2 separate regions of the Homo sapiens genome follow, and region 2 is linked to region 1. A link is a loop called in an ENCODE intact Hi-C map of the cell type or tissue named here. Cell type or tissue: sigmoid colon. All regions are shown on one strand. Links, peaks and the distances in the headings refer to the core of each region. The heading gives the core; the rest is flanking DNA.

Evidence for each region. A loop is a pair of places that touch in the nucleus more often than their neighbours do. Peaks named below come from ENCODE experiments on the same cell type or tissue, not always from the same donor. Only the 100,000 strongest peaks of a DNase experiment are listed, where the experiment ranks them.
Region 2: it touches region 1 in a loop (3-fold over the local background); 5 of 110 quality-filtered maps call a loop at or near these places.

Annotation. Positions count from the first base shown.
Region 1 is chr11:121,735,389-121,751,398 of GRCh38, reverse strand. No RefSeq gene overlaps it. Among named protein-coding and RNA genes, the nearest start is that of SORL1-AS1, 290 kb to the right of the region's middle. In sigmoid colon, for the core only: no CTCF peak of the experiment used is centred there; DNase peaks (open chromatin) are centred at 9,208 and 9,898; H3K4me3 peaks cover 651 bases; H3K27ac peaks cover 587 bases.
Region 2 is chr11:121,665,826-121,681,835 of GRCh38, reverse strand. No RefSeq gene overlaps it. Among named protein-coding and RNA genes, the nearest start is that of SORL1-AS1, 220 kb to the right of the region's middle. RefSeq lists an enhancer at 8,882-9,382. In sigmoid colon, for the core only: no CTCF peak of the experiment used is centred there; DNase peaks (open chromatin) are centred at 8,515 and 9,133; H3K4me3 peaks cover 577 bases.

The DNA.
Region 1 (16,010 bases), core at 5,175-13,174:
TAAGATAGAACGATCTCTCCTCTGGTCACTTTCTATCCCATTGCTTTTTGTCACTATCTGAAAAACATATCATTTATTGATTTGCATGTTTATTGTCTGCCTTGCCACCATTATAATAGATAGTCCATGAGGGCAGGAACTTTGTGTTTTATCCGCTGCTGTAGGCACTGGGGCCTAGCACACAGTAGGCACTCACTAAATACTTGTTGAATAGAAGATTGACAAATGTCAAGAGATTCCAGTTTGCTAAAAACAATCAGCTGTACAAATGTTCGTTTATATATTTTCTGAGAATTTGATTTGTGCTTCAGAAATGATGTGTTAAAGATAGTTGATGAGTATGTTGTAGGACACATCCAGTGAATCACTTATCAACAAATTAATGGGTCCTGCCTCAGTTGGCATTTCTGTTGTCAAACTAATGGCATGTTTATTTAAATTGTCCTTATTTTGAGCCCTTAATTTATCCAAAGAGTGTTTTTAAACATGAAAATAACAACTTGAAAAAATTGAACACCAGAGTGTTTTTATATGTGCAACAGCAAGTACCATATGGATAAATGAAGAGCTCATAAATAAGGAAACATCTATCAATAAAATGAACAAATTATTAGTTAAATAATGGAACAGTATTGTCATAAGCAAGTGCAATTCATGTGTTGATTCTTGTAAGACTCTACTGGGTCATGAAGGTTTCAAGTCCAGAGATCTGAGCTCTAGTCATTGCACCTCTGGTCCTGAGTGTTATCATCTGTGAAATGAAAAAGACGCTTTTTATTATCTCTCTTAACTCTGGAATTTTATGTGCCTATATTAGCTGATTGATGTACATCAATGATACACTGACGTCAAAGAAGACGATATAAGCTGAGTGTCATGGACGCCTATAATCCCAGCAACTCGGGAGGCTGAGGCAGGAGTATCCCTTGAGCCAAGGAGTTCAAGACTAGCCTGAAAAACATAGTGAGTCCCCATCTCATAAAATTTTTTTTTAAAAGAGACAACATACAACATAGACTATACTACCCATTGTATAAAGGATAAGGTTAAAATGTCTTAACCTATAGATACTTGGGGTGAAAATTAGACAGCCTATGTTTGATTACTTATTTGGTCTAAATTCAAGGGTCACACTTAAACTGATTTTTAATGAGATTGGATTAATAACTAGAAAGGCAAATAAACTTGAAGCCAATGGACAATAGATCTATATGACAGTTTATGATCCGGGGATAGGATGTATATTTCTGGGCCTTGAAGGGCAGTGTTTTTCAGAGTGTTTCCTCCTAAAATCTCTTGAGAAATGCAATGCTCTCCTTTTCTCCCATGTGTGAACCAAATGAGGTGGTACCACACCCTGTCTGCTATCACTTTTTATTTCGAGTCCCAGCTCAGAAAAATGTAACCTTTGTTTTTGTCTCTCTTTTCCTTTACAACTTCGCTTTCCCATCCTCCTTCATTCTCTCATTCTGGTCACCTTCCAAGGCTTCATTCTCTACTCTCTTTCCTATGTACTAATCTCCAATGATTACCTCATCTACCTACACAGTTTTGATTGTGAGCAGATGGTTCCCGTGGAAGTATTTCTGGCCACAACTACTTAATTTCTAAATCAAAATCCTAACTGTCTACTGGACACTTCCACTAGCTATCTCAGCAACTCAAACACATATCTAAATAGAACTTAACTTTTTCTTTACCAGCCATATTTACTTAAACAGCTCTTGATCCTCACTTTCCCCACTTAGTTTGTGATAGCACTCATCTTCAAGTTTTTGCTTCCTAAATCTGAATATTCACTCAGTTCCTTCCACTTTTCCTTTTTACTGTCTTCTGCCTATGCCTCATTTTCACCAATTGCATCCTAATAGAGATCTTGAAGAGGATAACACATTCAATAACCAACAAAACTTACATCACTATATTGAAAGTTGAGTCTGGCATGATGGCTCATACCTGTAGTCTTAGCTACTTGAGAGGCTGAGGCAGAAGGATCATTTGAGCCCAGAAGTTTGAGACCAGCCTAGGCAACATAGAGAGACTGTCTCTCTCTCTCTTCCCTCTTTTTGTTGTTGTTTTTTTTTGTTTGTTTGTTTAATGAAAGAGAGAAAGTTGAAACAGGCAATAGTATGGAAAAAATTATAGTCCAAACTCGCTGTTAAGCATAGATAAAGCCGTGCTAAATAAAATATTATTAATAGAAAATCAAGTCAAGCAATGAGAAAAAAAGACATTATGATCACGTTGGGTTTATACTAGGAATTCATATATTGCTTAACATTAGAAATTTGATTAATATAATTCATTACATTAACAGATTAAAGAAAAAAGCTATATGATAATACCCATAGATTCATGAACACAGGAAAAAAATTGAAAATTGATAAAATTCAACACCCATTTGTGATTTAAAAAGAAAAAACTTAGCAGCCTAAAAATGGAAGGAAACTTTGTACTTCTACCAAAAACTTCCCTCAGACATAATTTTTAATGATCAAATGTTAAAAGCCTTATAAAAAAGATAAAGAAATTTCTGCTACTGACACTTCTGACCATATAGACCAATAGAGGTCCTATGCATGACAGTTAGAACAAGTCAAAGAAATAGCAGGTGTGAAGGTTGAAAAGAAAAACAAAACTGTTAGTGCTTGCAGTGAATATGATTTTCTATGTGAACAATAAAATAAAATAATCTACAGAAAAATAGAATTAATAAGAGCATTCAATAAGATTGTTGGATGTAGAACAAATACACAAAAATGAACTGCATTCCCTTATAATTTAAACAAAAATGTTAAGATGTAATTTGAAAAATAGTACTTACAATACCCAATATAAAGTACCAAATAATCTCATAGAAAATGTACAAAATCTTTAAGGAGAAAATAATAAAATATAATTGAAATTATTAAACAGATCTAAACAAATGGAAAGAGGTATCAAGTTTATGGATAAGAACACTCAATATCTTAAATATGTACATTCTCCCCAAATTAATCTAAATAAATCAAAGAAATTTCAATCAAAACTTTAACTGAATTTTTCATGGAACTTGAGAAGCCAGTTTCTACAATTGTATAAAGGAGCGAACAGCCAAGGAAAACTAAAAAAAATGTCTTGGAAAAGACTTGCTTTAAAAGACTTCAGGACTGACAACACTGTGGGATTGCAAAAGGGATGGACAAATCAAAAAAACAACAAGCTGTAGAGCTGAAAAACAGATCTGTGTATATGAAGAACCTTCATATATAATACAGGAAACATTGCCAATAAGTAGAGAAAGGATGGGCTATTCAATAAGTGATGCTAGGATAACTTTTATACATATGAGAATTTTTAAAAAAGGATTTCTACCTAATTTCACATCCATTAAAACCCATTTGCAAAGAGGTATGAGTATAAACAAACTTTTTGGAAGTACTTATAGAAGAATATACTTATGACTCTGAGATGGGGAAGAATTTCTAAAAGACTCCAGGCATAAAATCTTTGTCTTAGTTTGTTTGTAAAGAACATACATTTATTCTCACAGTGCTGGAGGCTGAGAGGTCCAAGATCAAGGCAGCATCTGAGAGCCCAGTCTCTGCTTTCAAGATGGCAACTTGAATACTGTGTCCTCTTGAGTACAAGTGAATGCTGTGTACATGAATTCATGTACACATGAATATAAGAAATACTGTGTCCTCATACAACAGAAGGGGGGAGGCCAAAAGGGGCAAACTCCCTATGTCAAGCCCATTGATAGGGGCACCGAATCCCATTCATGAGGGTGCAGCTCTCATGCCTCAGTCAAGTCTCCCAAAGGCCACATCTCCCAATACTATTGCACTGGGAATTAAGTGTTGGTTGTTTCTTTATTTTTTAAGATGGGATCTGTATTAGTGCATTTTTACGCTGCTGATAAAGACATACCTGAGACTGGGTAATTTATAAAGAAAAGAGGTTAAGTGGACTCACAGTTTCACGTGGCTGGGGAGGCCTACAATCAGGCAGAAGGCAAAAGGCATGTCTTACATCGTGGCAGGCAAGAGAGAGCTTGTGCGGGAAAACTCCTCTTTATAAAACCATCAGATCTCATGACACTTATTTACTATCATGAGAACAGCATGGGAAAGACCGACCGCCATGATTCAATTACCTCCCACTAGGTCCCTCCAACAACACATAGGAATTGTGGGAGCTAAAATACAAGATGAGATTTGGGTGGGGACACAGCCAAACCATATCAGGGTCTCACCATATTGCCCAGGTGGGTCTCAAATTACTGGCCTCAAGTGATCCTCCCACCTCAGCCTCCTGAGTAGTTGGGATTATAGGCACATACCACTGTGTCCAGTGGAAATTAAGTTTTAACATGCATTTTGGAGGGGAAGAAAGCATTCAAACCATAGCATTCCACCCCTAGCCCCCCAAAATTCATGTTCTACTCACACAGAAAATACATTCATTTCATCCCAATAGCTGCAAAAAGTCTTAACTCATTCCACATCAGCACTAAAGCCTAAGTTCAAAATCTCTTCTAAACATCATACGGGTCACAGTCAAGATACAATTTATCTTCAGGCAAATTTCCCTCTAACTGTGAGCCTGTGAAATCAAACAAGTTACATTCTTTCAAAATACAATGGTGAGACAGGTATACGATATATGTCCCCATTCCAAAAGGAAGAAATAGGAAAAAAGAAAGGAGTAACAGTTCCCAAGTAATTCCAAAACCCAACAAGGTGAACAACATTAAATCTTAAGGCTTGAGTATAATCTCCTTTAACTCCATGTCCCGCCTTCAAGACATACTGGGGTAGGGGGTGAGCCCCCAAGGCCCAGGCAGCCCTACCCCCACAGCTTTGCAGGAGGCAGCTCACACAGAAGCTCTCAGGGGTTGGAGTCAGGGGCTTGTGGCTCTCCCAGGCTGGCACTGCATGCTGGTGGCTCTACAAGATTGAGGTCTCAGAGTGGTCCTGCTCCCACAACTCCATTAGGCATTGCTCAAGTTGGTGGCTATCAGTGGTGGGCCTGTCCCTGTAGAAAACCTGGGCTCTAAGGCTGTCTGAAACATCCTTTAAAAGTCTAGCTGTAGGTTGTCATGTCTCCACAGTTCTTGCACTTGGTGAGCTTGCAGAGTTTGTATCATATGGACACCACCAAGGTTTATAGCGCCTTCTAGAGCGATGATCCCAGCTGCATTTGTGCCCACCTAAGCCATATTTGGAGTGACTGAGGAGTGCATGGTGCTAGAATACGAGGAGTAGAGACTTAGAGTGACCCTGGGCAGTGGGTTTTGAGCACCCTGAGCCCCTCCCTGAAAACCACTTTGCCCTCAAAGCCCTGGCACTCAGAGCATGTGATAGATGTGGCATCCTCAAAGATCTCTGAAATGCCTTTAAGGTCATTCTCTTATTGTCTGGATGAATAGCACCTGGCTTCCTTCTATTCATACTCATCTCCTTATCAAAAGGTCATTTGGTCACAACCTTGGTTTTCTCTCCTAAACATGCTTTTTATTCTTTACACGAACAGGTTATGAATTCTCTGAATCTTTCAATTCTGCTTCCCTTTTGATTATAAATCTCATCTTTAAACCATTTCTCTCTTTTTGCATTTTACTATAAGCAGTTAAGAGAGACCATGTGGCTTTCTGAACACTTTGCCACTTGGAGATTTCTTCCACAAATATCCTGGTTAATCACTCTTCAGTTCTGCTTTCTGCAAAGTCCCAGAACATGGACGTAATTCAGCCAAGTTCTTTGCCGCTTTGTAGCAAAGATGACCTTTCTTCCAGTTTCCAATGCCTTTTCTTCATTTTTAAGACCTTATTAGAATGGGCTTTACTGCGCATAGTTCTACCAGCATTCTGATCATGACCACTTGAGTAACCTCTGAGAAGAATGAGGCTTACCTTACAGCTACCCTCCTCTTCTGAGCCTTCACCAGAATCATCCTAATGTTCTGTTCATGGCAATACTCCATGTTTACTTCAAGACTCTTCCAGCCTCTACCCATTACCCAGTTATAAAGCTGTTTCCACAGTTTTAGGTATTTGTAATAGTAACATCCTACTTCTCTGGTACCAATTTCTGTCTTCATCCTTTTGTGCTGCTATAACAAAATATCACAAACTGGGGAGTTTGTAAAACACACAAATTTATTTCTTACAGTACTGCAGGCTGGAAAGTCCAAGATCAAGGTGCTGGCAGGTTCAGTTGTCTGCTGAGGGCTGCTCTCTGCTTCCAAGAGGGTACCATGAATGCTGTGTCCTCTGAAAGGGAGGAACACTGTGTCCTCATGTGGCAGAAAGCGGAAGGGCAAAAGGGGCAAACTCCTTTGTCAAGGCCTGTTATAAAAGCACCTAATCCTATTCATGAAGATGGAGCCCACATGACTCAGTCTCCTCACAAAGGCCACACCTCACAATAATGTTACATTGGGGATTAAGTTTTAACATGAATTTTGGAGGGAACAGAAACATTCAAACCATAGCACCATAAAAGAAAAGATTAATTAATTTACCTATATTAAAATTAAAGTATTCTGTATGCCAAAATACAAAACTGGAGGGACTTTTGGTTGTAAAAAAATGTGGGGGGGGGGGTCAGTTATTTATTAAAAATAAATATAACACTGGACAAAATTGTTAAAATCAACCATGTGAAGGTTCTGGAAATCAATCAAAGATTGACAACTAGTTGAGAAGCATTTATTCCTGTGACGTGACTAGAGCTTCGGATAAGAACAGCAGGAGTCTCTACTCTTCTTGCTTGAAGCTGCCCTCATCCCTTGCCCCAGTTTGGTTGGTGAGAACTGTGGTTTTGCCGGTGCTAGGCTAAGCTGAAAATCCAGAAGTCTTGCTGCCAGAGGAAGCCAGCTCAAGCCACCATAGTGGTTGGAGGGGTGTTTTGAGGAACAAAAATCCAGGGCTTTTCCAGATAAAAATAGTTAATTATATAAGCAATAAATGGGGAGAAAAAACCCACAGTAGCTTGCTAATTTAAAATTGCAACTTCATTTGCAATAGTTGATCAGCCATAAATTTAATTGGGAGATCTTGGAAACAAGAAAGCCATAGAAAGGCCAAAATAAACTCTATTTACACATACTTTTGAGACTGGGAAACAGACTTGTGCCAGGGACACCCAAGACAGTCTGGAGATAAAAGCCAAGGGAGACTTCAGAACTGTTTGCAAGCCTAAATGGTTTCCCAACTCACACACAGATCAATCATCACAGAATAAAGCCTTCCCAAATCAAGCACAGTCTCTACCCAAACCATTGACTGACCATTAAGCTATGTAGACACAGGAATCTAGGATAAAACTTAAAGACTTGAGTAGACACATCAGTGACTAAATATCTTAGGGAAACAGTTATTTCTCATCCTCACCAACACTTAGTATTGTTCATCTTTTTTATTATAGCAATTTTACTGAGTATTTTGTGCTATCACATTGTGGATTTTATTTGCATTTTCTTATTGACTACTAATGATGTTGGGCATCTTTTCATGTTTTTATTAGCCACTCGTATCCATTTCAGTGAATTGCCTATTCAAATTATGTGGTCATTCTTTTAAAAATACATACACTCCTGGTAGAGATAAAAATGGTACAACCATTTTGAAAAATGTTTGGCAGTTTCTTAAAAAGTTAACCATGGAATTAACATACAACTCAGCAATTTCACTCTATATATCCACCCAAGGAACATCAAAATATATATCAAACCAAAAATGTGTACACAAGTGTTCATAACAACAGTATTTGTAATAATTTAAAGCTGGAAACAATCCAAATGGTCAACTGGTGAGTGGATAAACAAATAATGGTACAGCCATAAAATGAAATAGCATTCAGCAATAAAAAGAAACTAATGTTTTATTTAATATCCTGGATGAGCCTCTAAAACACTATTCTAAATGAAAGAAACCAGACGCAAGAGACAACATACTGTATCCCACCATTTATATGACACTTTTAGAAAAGGCAAAACCACAGACCCAAAGCAGATTAGTGGCTGGCTGGGGCTTGGTTTAAAGTAGCATTTGTGTTATATTCAAATGGGTCTCAATAGCTTTAAATTAAAGGGTAAATATACTTTTATATGTGTTCAGTGGGGCACACTGATTCCTGATCCTTGAAAACTTGTAAGGCCACCTTAGCTTATCATGACAGGAAAGAAGACCAATTATGTTATGGAGCTCAAAGTAAATATTTTGGCCCTTTGTTATTTAGTCTTAACGGGACACTCATGGCAAATGAGGTTAAAACGTGGTTGAATTTAAGGGTATGATTTAACTTTCTTCTATTACAAATGAATGTGAGGTTAAAAGTCAGGTTGGTCAGAGAGAACCCTGACCAAAAAAAGATTGTCTAAATGGACATGCCAGACCCAGATCAGAATTGGGAACCACACAGAGGCAGCAGAACTTTTGAGTAGAGTAGAACTCAGCAGACAGAAAAAAAGAGAATCTCATGCTCTAATCCTGGTCTGGTCACTAACTTGCGGTGTGACCTCAGAAAGTTCCTTCATAGCTCTAGATGTTTCCATGGACTCACTGATCTGTCCACTCTAGACCTGGGCTGCTGAGACTCATCTCTTTCTCAAACCTTAGTTGTTAACATCCCAGTGAGGCTGGTGAGACCCCTCAAAAAAGAGAGAGCTGTACTGGGTGTAGGAGAGAGAACTCGGTAACAATGGAGAATGGGAGACAGGGAATAAAGAAAGGAAGTAGAAGAAAGGGAACATATAAAAAGAATGCACTTAATTGGAGTGGTTTCATGTCCACGGAATCAAAATAATGCCTTCACAAGCTCATGAAGGTATGGATAAGGTAGGAAACCTATATTACAGTATTAACTCTTAGACAAACTAGCTGTATGACTCTTTTAGTTTCCATATTTTTTCTCTATAAAACAGGAGGTTTCGGCTAGATGGTCTCCAGGAAAAATAATATGATGAGTCTAGGTTTAAGGATAAATAGCACATAATGTATACATAAACCTTGAGGGATCTGGGAGGAACCAACACATGCTTCGAAGTGGGCACGGTTTCTATCTCAGAGCCTCCCCGTCCTCCAGAAAGTGGGCCCCTCCCTGTCAGACTTCCCAGACTGCGCTGGCGTCACCAAAGTGCTGCTGGGAATTTCTCTGCACGGCCCTGTTCCTAAATCAGCTCCCAGGAGATTGGAGGATGGAGGAGGGTGCCAGTTTAAAGCAGGTCTGATATGATCCAGGACCTGATAGGGTTTCAGCTGCCGGCTTTCTGGCAATTTGCAGAGAAATTAAAGAGATTCTTACAGAGGTTAACTGGCTCAAGTCCTAGGGAGGGGACGCTGTTGCTCAGAAAGAAACACAAAGACTAGATTCATCTTGTTCAAGAATTATAAATAGAACAGTCAGATTAGATTCAGCAGAGGAATGGGGGCAACACGAAGGAGCCAAGTTCTCTCCAAATAAAGAGGCAAGGCTCCAAAGACTCCCAAAGCTCTGAAACAAACATAGCAGGCTTTCAAAAGGGGGAAAAGGAAAGATAGGAAAGAAGAAAACTTCAAGAAATGGGACTTTTCTTTTAACCCACAACTCTTTTCAGGCAAGAAGGCAAAATCATCAGGTCCTGAAAGAGGTTAAAAGTAAATTATCACCCCATAAGGAGTCATTCATTGTAAAAGGAATGAAAATAGTTTACTGCTCTATGGAAAATGCAAGCTGCTTCCAAACTTTAGGTTAAAAACTTGGCAAAGGGAGTCTGACCTCTCTGTGCGTCTGTCTTGGAGATGTTTATCCAGCGGATGGAGATACTGAGATGGGCCTGGCTTTTCAGGTTTGTTTTTTTGTTCCACATAAGGTTTCCATCAGATACAGTCTGCAAATTGGTGCAAGCCAGGAGGCTGCTGGAGGAGAGGCCCTGATTTAACTGCAGCAGGCCCTGTCTAAACTAGAAAGAACTCTGCTTGGTAAGAACCAAGTGACGGTACACAGCCCAAGCTGAACGCAGCCCTGGGAGCTGGTGGAAAGCGTACCAGCTCCTGCTTTCCAGGTCTCCTTCCAGCACTAAATGCCATATGGTCTTAGACAAGTCACTTGACCTTGCTGGGCTACAGATTCCCCATCTGTTTCACAGTGAGTCTGGCTTCCACCTACATCTCAAGGTTGTTTTAAGGAATCATATAAAATGAAAAGTTCCGTAGAAATGCCTTTGGTAATGTAGGCAAAAAATAGTTCCCTTCAAGGAGGCCCTAAGTGCTTTCTACAAAACCAGAGATAATGGAGACTGCTGTCACATCAAACATTTCCTGTTCTCCACAGGATGTCACCTAAGTACCTCCAGTCTTCCATCTTCTAAAAGACAGTCTACAGAGGCAGTGAAACACAGGGATTAATAGCATGGGTTTTGGTTTAAGACAGGCTAGGATTTGAGCCCCTGCTGTTTCACTCATTAGTAGTATAATATTGGGAAATTTTCTGTTTGTTTCTCAGTTTACTTCACTGTTAAATGTGAACAATGCTGGCCTCCCAGGTTTTCTGTAAGGAATAATACAAATGGAGAATATGTAAAAACCACATAGCATGTGCTCAATAACAAGTGGCTATTATTTTTAATCATTACTCACTACCATGGCCACCAATTTTATTATCTCTGTATTGAATCAGACAAGCACGTCTTGATTTACTCAAATGACTCTAGCTGTAATTTAAGTCATTTTGTTTTGTTTCCTTAAAATATGTATGTTTTTCTTATTATAAATGTAATATATGGATATAATTCTGCTTCCAGGAAGATGAAGAGGGCATAACTTTCCATATTCTTCCTGCTAAGTATAACTAAAAGCACTGGACAGAATATATGTAAAACAAACACAGATGGAGAGAAAATGGTAGACCACCTGGGGACCTCAGGGCTCCCCAAAACAGCACAATGTCAAGTTTCTTGCATTCTCTTTTTCTTCATATATCCCATATGTAGAGCTGAAGCAGCCAGCAACCAGAAATACCAATGGGCACAGATTAAAAATAGCCTCCCTATCCAAAGGACCAAGAAAGGAGTGGCCTAGGAAGATAGAAAGCTTTTTTAGATAATAACCACTCTACTCCCACCAAAAGGCACAGAACCTACTGTGACCCCATCCCACTCATGCCAGCAAAGGCCAATGGGAAGCCTAGACTTAGAATTATATGACAAAGGTTTTTAAAAAGAAATGAGAAAAATGCTTCAAAAAACAATAACAAACACACCTTTTTTTTTTTTTTTTGAGATGGAATGTCACTCTGTCTCCCAGGCTGGAGTGCAGTGGTGCAACCTTGGCTCACTGCAACCTCCGCCTTCTGTGTTCAAGCAATTTTCCTGTCTCAGCCTCCTGAGTAGCTGGGACTACAGGCACGCACCACCACACCCAGCTAATTTTTTTTGTATTTTTAGTAGAGACAGGGTTTCACCGTGTTAGCCAGGATGGTCTCGATCTCCTGACCTCGTGATTTGCTCGCCTCAGCCTCCAAAAGTGCTGGGATTACAGGCATGAGCTACCACACCTGGTAACAAACACACTTAAAGCACATTTTTTTAAAGCCTCAGCAGAGAAATAGAAGATGTATAAAATAACTAAATAACTAAATGGAAATTTTAGGACTGAAAATAAATTAATTAAAATTAAAACTTAAATATAAATGGATTAATATCTTCAACTAAAAAAACAAAGATTACCAGCCTGGGCAACATGATAAAACCCTATCTCTACAAAATATTTATAAATTAGCCATGTGAGGTGGTCTGTGCTTGTAGTCAGAACTGCTTGGTAGTCTGAGGTGGGAGGATCACTTGAGCCCAGGAGGCAGAGGTTGCAGGGAGCTGTGATTGTATCACTGGACGCCAGCCTGAGCAACAGAGTGAGATCTTGTCTCAAACACAAACAAACAAACAAAAAAAAAAGCAAACAAATAAAAAATCCACAGATTAAAAAGAAAACAAATATGATTCAACTATGCTACCTACTAGATATTCACTTTAAATCCAGAAACAAATAGGTTGAAAGTGAAAGAACAGAAGAAGATATTCTATGCAAATAGTAACAAAAAGAGAAGAGTGGCTATTAATGCCAGACAAAATAGAATTAAAATTTTTTTTTAAATTACAGGAGAAAAACAAGAATGTCATATATTAATAAAAGATTCAATGCATCAAGAAGATACAACAATTATAAGCATTTTCACATATAATAACACACCATCAAAATATATGAACTAAAAATTGACAGAATCGAAGAGAGTAATAGTACAATGATAGTTGGAGGCTTTAATAATCTGTTCTCAGTAATGGATATAACAACCAGACAGAAGATAAGTAAGGAAACAGAAGACTTAAGCAATAAAATCAACCAACCAAATCTAACAAACATATACAGAATACCCTGACCACCAATGACAGCACATACCTTCCTCTCAAGTGCACATTGCATTCTCCAGAATGGGGCATATGTTAGGTCCAAAGTTAAGTGTCAGTAGATTTTAAAAGACAGTTATCTTACAAAGTATCTTCTCCAACCACAATAGGATGAAGCCAGAAATCAATAATAGACCAAAAATTGAAAAATGGACACATTTGTGGAAATTACACAACATAGTCTTAAACAACCAGTGGATCAAATAAATCACAAGGGAAATTAAAAAATATCTTGGGACAAATGAAAATGAAAACACAACACAACACAACATATCAAAGCTTAAAAACACAGTGAAAGCAGTCCTAAGGGAGTTACCTATAACCATTAACACTTATATTAAAAAGGAAGAAACATCTCAAATCAACAACCTAACTTTACAAGGTAAGGAACCAGAACAAGAAAAGAAAATTAAACTCAAAGCCATCAAAGGAATAAAATAACAAAGATTAGAGCAGAAATAAATAAATAAGAAAGAGAAAAACAATAGAGAAAATCAACAAAACCAAAAGTTGGTCTCTTAAAAAGATAAACAAAATTGACCAATTTTTAGCTATATTGACTTTATCTCTTTCTTTTTGTCTTTTTTTTCTGTTTTGTGGAGTATGGGGTCTCGCTATATTGCCCAGGTAGGTCTCAAACTCCTGGGCTCAAGCTATCCTCCTGCCTCTGCCTTCCTAAGTGTTGGGATTACAGGTGTGAGCCACCATGCCTGTGTAGCTATATTGACTTAAGAAAAAGGAAGACTGGGCCGGGCGCAGTGGCTCATGCTTGTAATCCCAGCACTTTGGGAGGCCAAGGCAGGTGGATCACGAGGTCAGGAATTCAAGACCAGCCTGGCCAACATAGTGAAACCCTGTCTCTACTAAAAATACAAAAAAATTGGCCAGGCATGGTGGCACGTACCTGTAGTCCCAGCTACCTGGGAGGCTGAGGCAGGAGAATTGCTTGAATCTGGGAGGCTGAGGTCGCGGTGAGCCAAGATCATGCCACTGCTCTTCAGCCTGGGCAACAGAGGGAGACTCCATTTCAAAAAAAAAAAAAGACTCAAATTACTGAAATCAGAAATTAAAGTGAGGACATTACTACCAATACTATAAAAATAGTTGTATGCCAGCAAATTGGATAATCGAAATAAAATGGACAAATTTCTAGAAACACAAAACCTACCAAGACTAAATCCTAGAGAAATAGAAATACTGAACAGACATAACTAGTAAGGAGATTCCACTGGTAATCAAAGAACTCCCAACAACAAAAAGCCCTAGACCTGACTACTTTAGTAGTGAATGCTACCAAACATTTAAAGAGCTAACATCAATCCTTCTCCAAGTTTTCCAAATAATTTAAAAGGAGAGAATATTTCCTAACTCGTTACATCAGGCTAGCACTGCCTTGATGCCAGAGCCAGATAAAGATACTACGAAAAACAAACAAACAAAAAAAACTATAGATCACTATGCCTAATGAAAATTGGTGCAAAACTATTCAACAAAATACTAGCCAACTGAGTTTAGCAGCATGTTAAAAACAGTATACATCATGATTTCTTCCTGGAATGCAAGACTCAACATATAAAAGTTGATCAGTGTAATTCACATTAACAGAATGAAGAAAAAAACAAGTGGAGCAAATACCACATGACCGTCTCAATTAATGCAGAATAGCATCTGATGAAATTCAACACCTCTTCATGGTAAGAATCAAACTAGGAACAGCAGAAAACTTCCTCAACATAATAAAAGCTATAATATAAATGAAAAATTAACAGCAAACATCATGATCAACGGAAAACAAAACTGAAAGCTTTTCCTCTAAGATTAGGAACAAGACAAAGATACACACTTTTGCCAATCCTATTCAATAAAGTACTGGAAGTTCTAGCTAGAGCAATTAGGCAAGAAAAATAAAGCCATCCAAATTGGAAAATATGTAAAATTACCTTTATTTGTGAATAATATGATCTTATGTATAGAAAATACTAAAGATTCCACAAAAAAAAGGTTAGAACTAAAAAACAAATTCAGCAAAGTAGCAGGATACCAAACCAACACAAAAAAAGACTGTGCATTTTTACAGACTAACAATGAACAATCTAAAAGGAAAATTAAGAAAATAATTCCATTTACAAAAGCACCAAAAGAATAAAGTGTTTAAGGATTACCTTAACCAAGGAGGTGAAAGACTTATACAATGGAAACTGTAAAACATTGCTGAAAGAAATTTTAAAAGACACAAATAAGTGGAAAGATATCCCATGTTCATGGTTTGGAAGACATAATGTTATTTAAGTTGTCAATATTACCCAAAGTGATCAACAAATTAAATGTAACCCTTATCAAAAGCCCAACAACATGTTTGCAGAAGCAGAAAAGCCCATCCTAAAATTCATGTGGAATCTCAAGTGACCCCAAATAGCTAAAACAATCTTAAAAAAGAACAAAATTGGAAGACTCAAACATTCAGATTTCAAAACTCAAGACAAACTACCGTAATAAAATAGTGTGGTACTAGCATAAAGACAGATGTATAGACCAATGAAACAGAATTTGGAGCCCAGAAATAAACCCTCATATATTGGGTCAAATTATTTTCAACAGGGGTGCTAACGCCTTTCAATGAGGAAAGGACAGTCTTTTCAACAAATGAATGTAAGCATGCAAGAGAATAAAGTTGGACCCTTACCTAACACCATATACAAAAATTAACTAAAAATGAATGAACTAAAACTATAAAACTCTTAGGAGAGAACCTAGGACAAAAGCTTTGCAACATTCTATTTGATAATGGCTTCTTGGGTATGACACCAATGACACAGATAATAAAAAAAGACATTGTATTTCATAAAAATTAAAAACTTGTGCATCAATGAACACTACTAACAATAAAAAGGCAACACACAGAATGGGAGGAATTTGGAAATCATATAAGGGATCAGTATCCACAATATACAGAGAATTCCTAAAACTCAAAAACCACAACAAAAAAGCAATTTAAAAATGAGAAATGTTCGCATGTTCTCACTTATAGGTGGGAATTGAACAATGAGAACACATGGACACAGGAAGGGGAACATCACACACCGGGTACTGTTGTGGGGTGGGGGGAGGGGGGAGGGATAGCATTAGGAGATATACCTAATGCTAAATGACGAGTTAATGGGTGCAGCACACCAACATGGCACATGTATACATATGTAACAAACCTGCACGTTGTGCACATGTACCCTAAAACTTAAAGTATAATAATAATTTAAAAAAATGAGAAAAGAACTTGAATAGACATTTCTCCAAAGATATACAAATGGCCAGTAAGCACATGAAATGATGCTCAACATCACTAATCATCAGGAAAATACAAATCAAAATAACCACAGATACTACCTCATACCCATTAGGATGGCTACTATTGAAAAAATAGAAAATAAGTGTTGGAGAGAATGTGGATAAAAGGGAACCACTGTACACTGTGGGTGGGAATGTAAATTGGTACAGCCATTATGGAAAACAGTATAGATATTCCTGAAATATTAAAAACAAAATTGCTATATAATTTAGCTATTCCACTTCTGAGTATATATACCCAA
Region 2 (16,010 bases), core at 4,579-12,578, 69 kb after region 1:
TGTTATACATATTGTTCCATTTGCCTAGAACATCCTCTCTCCAGCTGTCATGATTCCCATCTGTCAGGCAAATTCTTACTCATCTTTAAATAAACAAGTGAGTCTGATCTCTCCCTCCTTTGGGTGTCCTCTACCAACAACACATCACACTTGTCCAGCTCTTATCCTCATGATTTTCTTGTCTGTCTTGTTTGGTGAATGATTCTCCCTCCTGAAACCACTAACAATAGTATTTTATGATATACTCAAGTACTATATGTTCTTCACAGGAAAAGCATTAATTAAATTTATTCAGGTGTTGTAGTCATGGTTGTACCAAATATATCTATGAACTTTAAACATACATTCTCATTACTAGTCCCTTATGTAGTAAAATGTGTTTCCTTCCTTTCAACCCTCTCAACATCCATGTGATGTTGCTACAAAACATCCCCATATTGCATTTGAACTAATAAGTTCTGCAGCTTCATGCTTCTTTTGCTGTTTTTCATATTATTCCATTTGCCTGGAATGCCCTAAGAATAGAAAGAGATTAAATGAATCAGTAAAACATACTCAATGTACACTGAACAGATCAGCCTGGCCAACATGGTGAAACCCCATCTCTACTAAAACTACAAAAAACTAGCCAGACGTGGTGGTGCACATTTGTAATCCCAGCTACTCGGAGGCTGAGGCTGGAGAATTGCTTGAACCTGGGAGGTGGAGGTTGCAGTGAGCCGGGATTGCGTCACTGCACTCCACACCGGGCAACAGAGTGAGACTCCGTCTCAAAAAAAAAAAAAAAAAAAAAAAAAGGACGCTGAAGGACCCCATATTTGTTCATATTCGGCATTCCTTGGGTACTTCAAATGATATTTAGAAACAAAAAAAGAGTTCAGTTTTTTGGTTAAAAGAAAATTCTGAGAAATCACGAAGCTCAAGACAGGTGATGTTAAGGATAGCCCAGTGGTTCAACTGGTATTTTCTAATCAAACTTCTTTGATTCAAATTTCAGCTCCATCTCTTTCTGGTTATGTGGCCTGAAGCATGTTATTTTATATCTCGAATTCTCAATTTCTTCAACTATTAAGTGAGGATAATAGAAGAACTCATATTATTGTAATGATTCAAAACTCACAGTATTATGATGACTCAAAAAGATAAGGTATATAAAACATGTAGCCTGCTTCCAGGCACACAGTAAGCACTTCATAAGCAAATAAATGTTATTTATAAATATTATGCCAAAGACCAAAAACAGATAAATATTTTCATATTTCTAAAAAGCATATTCCAAAACCTGCTTAATGGTAAACATTACATTCTCTGGAAAAATCCTTAAAACGTCATTAAATGTCTGACTTACGAAGAGAAAGAGATGTGATCCCTATAGGCCAGCATGGGTTCATTATGAATAAGTCAAATCCACTAATCTTATTTCTGTTTGAAAAGGCTTATCAGACAAGTGAATTAATGTGATCATACAGAGGTCATATATATTTTTTGTTGGTTTTGTACTCTTCTGGTGATTTCTTTAAAGAAATACAGACAAAATGAAAATTCTGTTATGTAAGCTGATTAAACCTGTATCAATGGCCATGATGGAGTAACTGGTACCAGGTTTGCCCTCCTATAGTAAATAACTTAAAAACTGGACAAAAAAAAACAATTATTTTCAAACATTAGAAAATAGGCAATGCTGGACTGCGATCTCTGAGAAAAGAGATGCAAACTAGATGAGCTATAGAAGAGGATGGGCATTCTGTCTGGAAGCATTTTCAAGGCCACAGCAGACAGGAAAGGAGCCCAAGCAAAGCACAGCATTCTTGCTGAATTGAGGAGGCAGAAATCAGAGTTTGAGCAGGCAGGGGCAGCTGGAATTTATGAAATAGAATACAACAGAGCAGGAATTCTACACAGGAAAAGAGCTCCAGAAATTTGCATTGAGTCTTTTATTAAGTATTAAGCTGCATATTTTCAGACAGAAGCTCTATGAGGCCAGGAAAACAACAAATATTGGGGAGTGGTAAACTAAACAATTTCCAGAGCTCACATGGGCTGGAAGATAGTTAAGCTCCAGCCAGCCAGCATGAAGAGAGTTCATAGAACCTCAGGGCATTTAGCAGAGACTACAGAAGAACCACACCTTAGCAGTAATAAGATAAAACTACCGTGAGGGTAAAGACTATTCTAGACCCAAGTTTTAAAAATTTTTACACAAATCTCAACACAGTCAGTGTGATCCACAAGTAACTTAATAGTCTGCCAAAACAAAATTCACCGGTCTTTAAAGGAAAACAACAAAATCCAAGACACTCAACAATGTAGCTTTCACAATGTACAACACCCAATGGACACCCTACACCAGAAATGGTTAGATATGGAACCCATAGTCAGTTTAAAAAAAAAAAAAAACAGGCAATAAGAACAGTGACAGAACAGATAGAAATTATGAAAGTAGCAGACAACAACTTTTAAATGGCTAATATAAACAAGTTTAATGATTTAAGAGAGAATATAAAAGTATAAATTAAAAATATGAAAAAAAATCAAAATGGAACTTCCAGAGCTGAAAAATATTATATCTGAAATAAAAAATTTACTAAATAGACTTACCTAAAGCAGACTAGACATTGCAGTAAAAAAGACCAGTTCTGTTTTAAGAACTTGCCTGAAGTTCTTTTAGGCAAGGCAATAGAAATTATCCAAATTGAAGCAGAGGAAAGAAAAAAAGAATTAGAAAAAAAATGAACATAACATCAGTGACTTTCAAGACAAGAGGAAGCAGTCTAGCATGTGTGTAATTTGAGTCCTAGAAGGACAAACATAAAATATTATTTAAATAAATAATGGTTACAAATTTACCAAATTTGATGAAAATTATAAATCCAGAGATCCAAGACACTCGACAAAGAGCATGTAGAATAAAAATAATTGGACACACCAGAGTGAAACTGTATAAATCAAAGATAAAGAGAAAATTGCAAAAGCACTTAGAGAAAAAATATATACAAAGAAGCAAAATAATACTGACTGCAGACTTTCCAAAAAAAAAAAGTAAGCCTGAAGGAAATTGAATGACACTTTTAAAGTGCTGAAAGAAAATGGTCAATCCAGAATTCTATATCCATTGAAAATCTGTCTCAAAAATGGAGGCAAAATAAAGACATTTTTTTAAAACAAAAGCTAAAAGAATCTGTCATCAGCCTATCTGCATACAAAAATATTAAAGAAGTTTAGGCTGAAGGAAAATGACATCAAATGGAAACTGCGATCTACACAAAGAAATGAAGAGCATCAAAATGGTAAGTGTATGAATATAAAATATATTTAAGTGAATTTAATTAAAGACATTCTTTTCAAAAATGTAAAACTTTCCCAAAAAGCAAACTCCCACCTCAGATGGTTTCCGTAGTCAGTTAGTTGAAACTTACAAGGAAAAAATAATACTTTTTTCACAGAATATTTTTTAGAAAACAAAAAAGGGGAAACATTTGCCAACTCATTTTATAGGACAGTAATAATGTGATACCCAAACCAAATAATAAAATTACAAGAAAAAAATTCAAACTAATATCCTTCATAAATATAAACACAAAAGTGTTAGCAAAATATTCGCTAATTAAATTCAGCAATGTATAAAAATCATAATGCATCATAACCAAACAGGATTTATACCAAGAATGTAATACTGATTTAACATTTGAAAATCAGCCACTGAAATTTGCCATAAAATTTTGCCACAAAATAAAGGAGAAAATTACATGATCATCTCTATAGATGCAGAAAAAGCACTTGACAAAATTCAACATTCATTCATGATAAAAACTCTCAGTAAACTGAGACTAGAAGCAAACTTTCTTCAACCTGGTAAAGGATGTCTATGAAAACCTACAGTTAACATCATACTTAATGCTGAACACTAAACTCTTTCCCCCTAAGGTTTGTAACAAGGCAAAAATATAAGCTCTCACTACTTTTAGTCAACTTTGTACTGGAGGTTCCAGCCAGCGAAATGAGAAAAGAAAAAGATATAAAAAGATAGTTGTTGGAAAGAAAGGCGTGAAACTGCTATTATTTAGAGGCAATATCACGTACGGAGAAAATTCTAAGGAACCTAAGAAGTCGTTGAAACTAAGTAAATTTGGAATATCAGAGGATGCTAGGTCAACACACAATAGAGGATGCTAGGTCAGAGGATGTTAGGAAAGAGTCAGTTATATTTCTATACACAAAATAAAAAATAATATTTAAAAGCAATATAATTTGCCATAGCATTCAAAAACATGATATAATAAGGGATAAGTATAAAAATCTTTTCAAGACCTGCACACTGACAATGGCAAAGCAAAAACATTGTTGAGAGAAATTGGAGAAGAAAGCCAAGATATGCCATGTTCATGGATTGAAAGACTAAATGTTATCACTCTCCCAAATTGATCTATAGGATCCGTATAATTATTTATTTATTTATTTATTTATTTATTTTGAGATGGAGCTTCACTCTATTGTCCAGGCTGAAGTGCAATGGCACAATCTCGGCTCACTGCAACTTCCTCCTCCTGGGCTCAAGGGCTCAAGTGATTCTCCTGCCTCAGCCTCCCGAGCAGCTGAGATTACAGGTGTGCACCACCACGCCTGGCTAATTTTTGTATTTTTAGTAGAGATGGGGTTTCACCCTGTTGGCCAGGCTGGTCTCAAACTTCTGACCTTGGGTGATCCACCTGCCTTGGCCTCCCAAAGTGCTGGGATTACAGGCATGAGCCACTGCACCCAGCCAGGATCCATATAATTTTGAGCAAAATTATAAAAGTTTTTTTTTGTAGAATTTGACAGCTGGTTCTAATATTTATAGGGAAATAAAAAATCCATAATGTATAATATAATTTTGTATAAAGAACAAAGTTGGAGAATTTATGCTGTCTGATTTTATATTTACTAGGAAATGACACTAACCAGTGAGGTTTGTGCTCACACATTGGTGTGAGGTCAGGCATACAAATCAATGGAGAGTATATAGGGTCCAGAAACAGACCCACACTCATATCTGGTCAGTTGATTTTTCAACCCTTTGGTCAGTTCATTCAAACAGTTGAACTGCCAAGGTAATTCAATGGGGGAAAAAGCAGTCTTTTCAAAAAACTGTGTTAGAATAACCAGATGTTTGTGAAGAAAAACTTAAATCTTGGCTTTTATTTCACATCACATACAAAAAAGTAGCTCAAAGTCCGTCACTAAATTCAACTTAAAAGTTACAACTACAAAACTTCAAGAAAGAAACAGTAGAAAATGTTATCAATCTCAGGGTAGGCAATGATTCCATAATAAAGGCAAGTAAAGCATTAATCATATAAGAAAAAATAATCAATTAAGCTCCATCAAAATTAAATATGGCTGTTCTGATCTTTAATACTATTAAGAAAATAAAAAGAAAAGCTACAAATCAGGTGGAAAGAAAAACAAAACAAAACAACAATGACATTATATATATATATATATATATACACACACACACATAGGGAGAGAAGAGAGAGAAGCTCAACCTCATTAGTAATCATGGAAATAAAAATTAATTGCCCAATAAATTATCACCGCACACAATACCAAATGTTGGCAAGTATGTAGAACAACTGGGACTCTCAGCCAAGGCATGGCAGAGATGAGCTGCAAACTCCAGGTGAGGGCTAGACACCGAATAGATCTGTTTACTGCATCTCCAGCAAGGCATGGGAGAAGGCTTCAAGGGCCCTTTCCCAGCTCATGCCGCCAGCACTTTGCACCTGCTTACAAAGAAACCAGGAAGCCAGAGTGCATACGTATTGGTGCCTAGGACTCAGGGTTCAGGGTGCTAGACAGGCAATGCAAGGTGCACTCTCATACACTGCTGACAGGAGGGTAAAATCTGACAACTACTTTGGAAAACTGGCAGTTGCTTATACAGTTAAGCATACACTTACCTTATGACGTAAAAATTCCTCGCTTAGGCATTTACTCAAGGGAAGTGAAATGAATGGACTCATACACAAGGACACACAGACTCACAAGGACTCATACAGGAATATTTGAGACTGAGTTAATCACGATAGCCAAAAACTGGACATAACCCAAATGTCCATCGAGAGGGGAGTGCATAAACACATTGTGACAAATTTACACAGTGGAGTATTCTTTAGAAATAAAAAGAACAAATTACTTATATATGCTACCTCATGAGCGAGTCTCACAAACATTATGCTGAGTAAAAATGGCTGGATACAAATAGTACATAATGTATGATTCCACTTATGTGAAACTCTAGAACAGGCAATACTGTACTAATCAATAGAGACAGAAGACAGAGCTGTGGTTGCCTGGATCCAGGAAGGGGTGAAAAATGCACACAACGCGACATGGTAGATGGCAGAAATGTTCCGTCTTGACTGTGGCGATGCTTGCAGGGGTGCATGTGTTGGTCAAAACTCATCAAAATGTGCACTTTAAATGGGTTCATTTTAATCTATGTGATTTTTATGTAAATTATACCTCAATAATATTGACTTTCAATAATCAAAAAAAGATTCTATAAAATGGATTAAAAGTACGGGGCTTTGTTCTTGACCTTGCCCTGTTCCACGTTTTCATATGGCAAGAAATCCTACTTATTAGATTTACTGGTGGCACTTAGTTGTGAGAGTTTCTTTTATTTGTTTATCCAACAAATGTTCTTTAAGCATCCATGTTGTGGTAGATATTTAAGACAATAATGATGAAGAAAAGAATGAGGTTTCTATTCTCATGGTATTACCGTCTTATAGGGGAAGCAGACATTAATTGAACAAGTAGAATGTATGATTTCAAGGTGAAAGAAGCTGAACAATTCTATGGGACCACATACAAAGGGACCTGGCCTAGCCCAGGAGAGCAGGGGAAGCCTCCTTGAGAAAATGACCATCCAGTTAGACGCTTAAGGATGAGTAGGTATGACTTCATCCAATTGGGGGAGGGGATGCATTTTGCATTTGCAAAGTCCCTGTGTGGGAGAGGGAAGCATTTTGAAGGAAGTATAGGAAGATCAGTGTGGTTGGAACTCTAAGAACAACAAAGCAAGATGAAGTGCAAAAGGCAGGAAGTCATATCCAAGCCATGTCCTGAGAACCATGAAAAGCCAGCCAGGGGTCCTACGCAGGAGCAAGAGTATTAACCAAACAGTCTGGGTGAGAGAATTGGCAACTTCTGCTAGGCCGATGGCAGTGGAGAGGGAGGAAGTGGATGCATTTGAAAAATAGCTAGGAGGTAAAAAGGACAGTTAGTGAGGGATTAGATTTGGAGGATGAGAGACAAGGAGGTGTCAAGGATAACAGCCAGCTCTCTTCCTTGGGCAACACTGAATGGAAGCATCTCCATTCTATATGAAGGTAAAGAGGCACTCAGGGGATTTTGAGGCAAAGATGAGGAACATATTCAACCTCACGTACCTAGAGGATGCTGATAGGAAAAAGTCCAGATTACTCCACATGGTGTCCTGAAGTTTGGGACATCCAGGCTGGAAGTATGGAGATGGCACCCATCAGAATAGAGCAAAACCTTTGGGAGGATGAGGTCACAGAAACAGAGCTGTAAGGAGAGAAGAGTAGATCCTGTAACAGAGCCCAGAGGAGAACCAGTCCTTAAGTGCCAGGCCAGAAAGAGCAGGGTCCACAAAGAACAATGAGAAGGAGTGCCCAGGAAGTGGGAAGAAAAACAGAAAAATGTTATACTGCAAAAACCAAGAGGGTGCAGCTGGGGATGGCATCCCTTCTAACTCAAGGTTCCAGAACCATGCAGAAGGTGAGTGGGAGGGTAGTGATGGCAATGTCTAACATGATTGAGTGCTTACTGTATACCCTGGCACTACTCTAAGCTCTTTATGAGAATGATCTCATGTCATCACAACAGTGGCATTGCGTAGGAAAAGGGATCACACTCATCTAAGATCTCTCTGCCAGAGCCAGGATGAATACAAGACTCCTGACTTCTGAGCCAGTACTCCTTGCTCCTCTTGCCTTTTCACTGGCCTAGCCTACCTGGCCATCTCTTTCTCCAAAACTGCCCCTCAGGCTAGGTGACCTAAGTCTTCTGTACCATGGGATGTGATACTCATCAAAGATATTTGAGACTTCGGACTTCAGGGTCTTCTTCCTGGCCCACGTTGAAGCCAGCTGACTCTGACCAGAAGGGGAGGCCACTGTCAAGCAAGTCACCAGAGAAAGAGCATCTACTCCTGCAGGAACCTGGTGCAGCACCCCGTCCACCTACCCACTTCGGGATTCCTCCTTTATCACGCAATTGATGGCACAATTTCTGCAGGAAAATTCACTGTCACTGCAACCTGCTGTGGGTGGATAAAGGGGAATATCTCTAGCTCTGCACCAAAAGTGGCCTTCCCTGCACTCTCCCCATTCTTTCACTATCCCATCCCTTAGGTTGGCATCATTCTCTTTCCTTCCCAGGCCTTATATAGTCATGAAGTTTCACAAGAACTCAGGCTGACTGTGACTGTCTGCCAGCACCTCTAACCACTCTACTGCCAAGGCATGGCTGAAGCAAGCTGCAAACTCCGGTCAGGGCCAGACACCAAATAGATCTATTTTCTGTGTCCCAGGCACCCGAGAAGGCCTCAGGGGCCCTTTCCCAGCTCATGCCGCCAGCACTTCACACATGCTTACAAGGAAACCAGGAAGCCAGTGTGCATAGGTGCCGGTGCCTAGCACTGAGGGGCCAGGGTGCTGGGCAGGCAATGCACAGTGCCCGTGGATGCCTGGCAGGTGCTGAGCACCCACCCTTCTCCCGCTTGCTGCCTGCACAGGCTGCAGTTCTTTGTGTCTGAGTTTCTGCTCCCTGTCTGCACTAGACTGGGTGGGGTGGGGAAGCCGGAAGTGTCAAATCAGCATCTGGGTCTTGAGAAATGCCTAGAAGTGGACATTTGCATTAGAAACTTTGCCCGTTTGGACAGAACAAGTCTGCCTGTGCAGTTGTTTTCCTCTCCTGGCCTCCTTCCCTCCCCCGCACCCACTCCTTATCACCTTAGCTCCCCTTTCTGATTTCTCTACCAACCCCCTCCCTCCCTGGTCATCTGGATCTCGTTGTTCTTGCATTTCCCCAGCTGCCTGTCTGCATTAGCAGCCCTGCACGTGCACAGACACACACGTGCTCCCGGCACCCCCACCCTGTGGCTCTTTACCCCAACAACCCCACACCTTTTGCAAATTCACAAGGCAATTCCTTCCTTGGCTCCAGGACCCCCTTAACAGAATGGATTCTTTATTCCAAAGTAGGAATAGAAAGGGCCTTGGGTATAGTTAACTTGAGTGAGAGAAGCCACCAGGAAGGGGTGCATTTTTGTATGGGAGAGTGGGTGGGCGGCTTGTGTGGTTTGCAGTATTTTAGTCCTTTCTCAAAGACTATACCATATGAACAATCTACTTCTCCACTTCAGGGGCTTCCCTAAATGAAGACTGTTGAAAGGAACATATAGGGAACACCCTTAACAAAATGTGTTTCCCTCACTTCACCTAAAGGCCTTTTGCTGCATTCAATTACTGTTCATTTTATATTGCTTATGTTAACCAATGTGTTGAAAAAGATCAGCAAAAATCTAAGACATTGTCACTTTAAGAATCTAGACTAAAACACCTTAAATGAACTCTGAAGCAGACAGATGAAAAAAAAAAAAAGCCCTTCTCTGGCCCTTGCTGCTTTTGCCATTATTCATGATGTAATTTTTCAGGTGTTAGTTTGGCAGAGAAAGATTGGAACAGAGCTTGTTGCTAGGACATGAATGAAGAAGAGGGATCCCATTGGTTCTTTGGGACTTGGCAGAAACCAATGGGAATGAAGGGGATGGAGGGGGGAAAAAAGCCACCAAAAGGAAAAAAAAAAAGACTCTCCCGGCTGGACTATTATTGCGTTTTCTATGTTAAAGTGGGGTATTGTAAATTTATGGGAGGTTTCGTTGGTCTATTTTTTTAAGGTGTAGGTGGGTAGTGGTGCTCGATGGACCAAGGCTGAGAATGAGCAATTAAGAGGCAGCTTTGTTCAGACTGTCCTGGGTTTCACTAATAGCTCACTGTTACTGGCAGTCTGGAGAGGTATGCAAACGAGGCCGGGTACATTTCACACCCTCGCCATGCTGCCACACACCGTTTGGGGAATACAAGTATACTAGAGCTGGAGGCAGGGATGAGGGTGGAGGGGCACTGGGATGCTTCCTCCAGCCTCGAGATTAGGTGAACCCCAAACAACCTTTTACAATGTAAGTGAAACTGCTCTGTGTGTGGAAACGAGGGGCCCAACGTGTTCCCTGCCCAACGCTTCTGAGCCGCCTCCCAATACGCTGCCCTAAGCATTTCACTGAGTCAGGGCAAGATGTGGCCCAGCGAAACCTCTAGTTCTGATAACAAGCATGTGGGCTCATGTGTTATCAGTGCAGCAGAGAATGTCACTGGGACTTCCAGACGGAGGCTATAAAACGTTCCCCCACTTAAGCCGTTTGCGTTTCAGCCTCCCAGCTAGCAAAGTAAGCAGTTCTGTGTGCCAGTCATGCTTAGCTGCTTGATTCTAGGCAGAGCCTTGCAAATCTGGGCAGGAAGAGAAATATCGATCTCCACAGGTCCCCCTCATCTCCTCCATTGACTGTGTAGACTTGACAATCATTGCGGGGCCTCCGTTGCTATATTCCATTGTCTGGGCTCCGGCTGTAACCCACATCTTTTCTTTAATACATGGGCAGGGTTTGGGCTGAGTGACTTGAAACACACACACATAATAAATTGACTTCTATTGGGTTATAGACCTGGCCAGTTTATTTACACCCTGGAGGGGGCTCAACCTCTGCCAGATTCCTAACATCAGAGATTTTGTGGCTGGAGTCCAGCAACATAAAAGGATTTCTTTTTGTAATCGGAGCACTTCCTAAGACCACAGGCAGTTTCAACCAATTAACATCTCTGATTGCAATAGAAACATTTTAGGAGACTCACAAGGACTAGGAAGGTTTTCATTCACAAGCCTTTATTGAATCCATAGCATCCAGGAATTGATCTGATTATTGATTTATGATGATCATCCAGGAATTGATCTGATTATTGATTTATTTCTTGCTGATTTCTGTGACTTCTCAGGTTGTTGGCGATTTGGGAAAAAGGAGGGTGGGGTGTGGGCAGAAAACGGGAAGAAATGAAACAAAAAGGGAATTGTTTTTAATAGGCCTGTCTTGTTCTTTCAGCCAAACGAATCCCACGCACTGTTCATGTCCACCCCTCAGCATTGATAGAAAACATAGCTCCAAGTACAGAGCTTAATTGCACTCTTCAGGTGACAGGTAGCTTGTGTGCCTCAGTTCAAAGCCAAAGTCCGGGTTGAAGAAATCTGATTTCAGACAGTCAGCATTTTAAAATAAAAGCATTCACCCTGAGCCCCAAATGGGAGGTCTCTCTGCAGCTTTTTCATTTGTTTTTAACTCAGACTGCTTAACAAAGCTGTCTCACCCAAACTAAGCAGAGCCTTCAGAGCCTGGTGCCAGGGAGGGTAAACTGTACAGGAATGAGGTTGCAGGCAGCCTCCACTGGGGAGTGGGGAGCTGAGCAGCCACCAAGGGGGACAAACAGGTCCCCGGAAAGAAGAAGGAAGGTGGCAAGGCGTCTCTTTCCCTATATCTCAATGTATTAATGAGTTATTTATTAATTAGGAACCTTTCTATATTTACTGAGGAAAATGTGTGAAAATCATAAGATCTGAGCTCTCCCTTTCATGGAAAAAAAAAAAAAAAAAAAAAGACAAAAAAGACTATCAGACCAGTTGAAGAAGCAATACTAGAGCTCTGTCATTTAAGCAAAAGGGATTGTATTCAAAGCCAGGCTCTAACTTGAAGCCTCCAAATATCCAACTTATGTATTATTAACTGCATAAAAGCGTTGTCATTCCTGGGTGCAAGAAATTAACAAGGGCCCCACAAGTTAAGAGAGCTGCTTAGTGACACCCGATCAACCTGGGTCAGGAACCAGAAAGGAGAAAGGAACACCTCCCACTTGGATCAGAAAGGACCCTCCACCCACGAACAGACTTTAGAAATGAGCACATTTTCATTGCCACTGCGTGACCTATAAGCTAATTATGTTTTCCTGCAAGGGAAGCAAATTATATTGATTGTACAATAAAAGCTATTGTCATTCCCAGTATATTCATCATGACTCAGAAAGATGCAAAAATATTGACTTGCTCTAAATAGCATTTTACTTTTGTCTCCAGACAACAGTTTTTAAGGCATAGCATGACTAGAGATGATTTTGTTAACCAGTCATGGGGAGTGAAAGGGACGGAGGAGAAAGCAGTTTATGGGCATAACCTCGTCCACCATTTGTGAATGACAGAGAACTCTAAGGAAAAGCATACACATTTCCAAGTTCATGAAAGAGTTAACCTTGGTTATTACATATATATTTTTTAAATTCCCTAAAACTCCCAATAGTATGCACCGTAACAAGAAAATAACGAAGCCCACTGACATCTTTGAAAAGAAGGTGATTAATTAAAGTAATTAGGCTGCACTGAATTATTAAAATATGAAGTCTTCTGCAGGGACGACAAAAAAAGGCAGAACATTTTTGCAGTTCAAAAATTAAAACCATATTCTGGTTCATTAGCTGAGACGGGAACTCACACGCTTTAGCCTACAATCTTATTCACAGATGCGTAAGTGTCTAATATTTCACACCTTTGTAATGGCCTTTGTAAAAATTTAAAAAAAGAAAATACAACAACCTGACTTTAATTATTTTATTGCTTGTAGAAAAGAGGCGATCTTTTGAAAGAATGGCAATGAGCCTTTCGGGTTTGCTTTGAAAATGCCCCAGGCTTTGAAATGCCAGGTGTGTTGGGGCCGTGACTAGGCTCAGGCTGGGGACAGTGAAGGGCAAGGAGACACCTCTTAACACATTTCTTGGCTGTGTCTTCAAAGTGGTCCATGTCTCTTTCCCTCTGACTCAATCAAACCGAACTCCTTAGTGTGACTTTAAAATCCCTTACCACGTTGCTTTGCCCTACCTGTCCCCATTCTATGAAACCTACGCCCAACGTAGTCAAACAAATCTCACTATCTTGCTCCAATCCACATGTATTTCTTCTACCTCCTCAGCGGGCTTGTCCCTTGCCTGGAAAGTCCTTTATTTCTCTCTGATATGATCATAGCATCCCCATCACTCAGAATCCAGCTCAAGTCCCCTTCTCCTCTTCTCCCATGTCTTCACACTTTAGGGACCTGGGCCATTTATGATTTAATTACGAATCTGATCATGTCACTCTCCTCCTTTGAAGCCTTCCATGGTGCACCCTGCCTTCAGAGTAAATGTTCGGGTGCCTTAGGCTGGTGTTCATTGCCCTCTGGAATCTGGACCTTACCTGTAACAGCACCCACTCTGGAGTCAGATGGCCTCAGGGACAAGCTTAGCTCTGCCTTATAGTACTACTCTGGACTTGGGCAAATTAACTTAAATAATACTTAAAATCTTTGGGCCCCAGTTTCGACAAAGGACTATTGAGATGACTAAATGAGTTACTATACGTGAAGCACTTAAAACCGGGCCTAGCACATACTTGGCACTCAGTTATCATTGTCCTTCATATCCTTCCTCCTCATCTCAGATCCTGCCCTCAAGCAAACTATTTGCTGTTCTATGTTGCTTTTCTACCAGCATGCCTTTGTTCAAAGACTCTATCAAAACCTACCAATCCTTCAGGCTGTAATGCCATGTTCTCCAAAATCCTGTCCTGGATTCAGTCCCACCAATCTGTCCAGTCTCTCAACTAACTCAGCACTTTATCTGTATCTCTCTGATGGTGCTTAGCACCATCTGTTTTGTGTCATAGTTTTGAACAGGAATTGAGGGTAGGGACTATATCTATCTTTATATCCACTCCCACGTGTCACAGAAACTGTTAGTGTTCATCAAATATTTCATGTATGCTATATTAAAGTTCAGCCACAATATGGGGAGCTCCCATCTGTATGGGTCCCTGAGTGACTATGTGGAGCAGACAATTCCTTACACCCTTGTTGGATGTATTATCTGAGCAAAATTAACCCTTTGTTGTGTTAAAGCTTTAAAATCTGGGGACTGCTGTTACTTCAGCACAGCTTAGCTTATCCTGCCTATTTTGACACCCTACATTTTCGACACCTGATATAGGAAATTTAGCACATAGCAAGTATTTAATATTCAAATGCCAAATACATCATATACAGAACTACCTTTTTTTTTTTTTTTTTTGAGATGGAGTCTTGCTCTGTCACCCAGGCTGGAGTGCAGTGGCACAATCTCAGCTCACTGCAACCTCCACCTCCCTGGTTCAAACAATTCCCCTGTCTCAGCCTCCTGAGTAGCTGAGATTACAGGTGCACGCCACCACATCCGGCTAATTTTTTTGCATTTTTAGTAGAGACGGGTTTTCATCGTGTTGGCCAGACTGGTCTCAAACTCCTGATCTCAGTCAATCTGCCCGCCTCGGCCTATCAAAGTGCATGGCATGAGCCACCATGCTTGGCCCAGAATTACTCTTTTTTATGAACCTGTCTAATCGTTTAGGTAGTTCAGTCCAACTTTAAGCATTTTGTTTTGACTCCTTACCTAGAATGCACACCCTTCGTGGGTTTTCTCTGTTGTCCAAAGCACCTAGCATAGTACTGGACATGTGCTTAGTAAGACCTGTTGATTAATGGGTCAGCCTCAGTCCACCAGTTCACCAGAAGTCAACTCCAACTGAGACTACAAATTGGTAGTAAAGGCTCTGATGATAGCTGATTCCTCTGGAGCTACTTCTGGCTCCACACTCTATCAGGGTATAGTGGGATGATGGCCATGCAGTGAGGTAGCTGTTCCAGCTCCAGAGACGACAACTCTTTGGTGGACATAGAGGACAAAAAAGATCAAACTGGTTTTCAGTATTTTTTTTTACCCATACCATATTAGTCAAGATTTTGCTAGAATTTTGCTAGATAGTTTATATTATAAACATTCATTTTCTAAGCAGGAATGTATAATGAATATATTTTTCTGAAAAACACTAGATTTTTTTTTTCCTCCTTTGCCCACTCTGGAGATTCTGATATCCACCAGATGGGTGGATATCGAGTTGAAGCCCTGTTCACAGTGCAGCTTTCTACCATCTTCATCCAAGATGGATGAGCCAGGTAATACATATGATGCCTCCCACCCTCAAAGAACTTCTCCCTGTGGTGGGAATCTGAAGACCCAGGTTCAAGTCCCAGATCTACCTAATGGATAGCTCATTCCTTCTACATCTCAGTTGCCATCTATAAAAAGGTAAAAGGTGAGGAGGAGCAAGCTATTCCACTCTCCTTCCTTTCCCTGTAGGATTATTCTAGTAAAGATTAAATAAGATACAATGGGAAGTTCTTGGAAATAAAAAGACATGAACATTTTCCTTTGGGCTTTTAAATAAAATCCCCTGTCCCCTAGAATGCTCACATGCACTTACCTGTTGGTGGCTGTCACAAGCATCTGGGGCATATGAGATAGTTTATATAATCCAATCCACCTTCAAGCATCTTATTTTGACTATTTACCTAGAATGCACACCCTTCATTGGTTTTCTCTGTTGTCCAAAGGACCTAGCATAGGAGCTCTTATCTGAGCACCTGATGAGAAGACGACACTCAGAAATCTCGGTATCATGCTCACCTTCACTGTCAGGGTCATCAAAGTTGACACAGAGGGAAAGATTAAAATATCTATAGAATAAAAGCAACTCAATTCAGAAGAAGGGTAAATTTTGGAGTTTCTCTACTGACTGGAGTTTAAGAAAAAAGCTAAGAGGGTTAAGAGGAGGCAAATTTCGTCAGTTCAGCTGGAGAAAGCTCTCCATTCTGAGGTCATGCTCTGAACCAAGATGCCGTCAATCCAAGGTCACCCACCCTCAAAAAGGAAAAACACTGAAATTCTTTTAGAGCAGGGAGAGTTCAAGAATAGGCACTATCTGGGCTGAGATGAACTGAC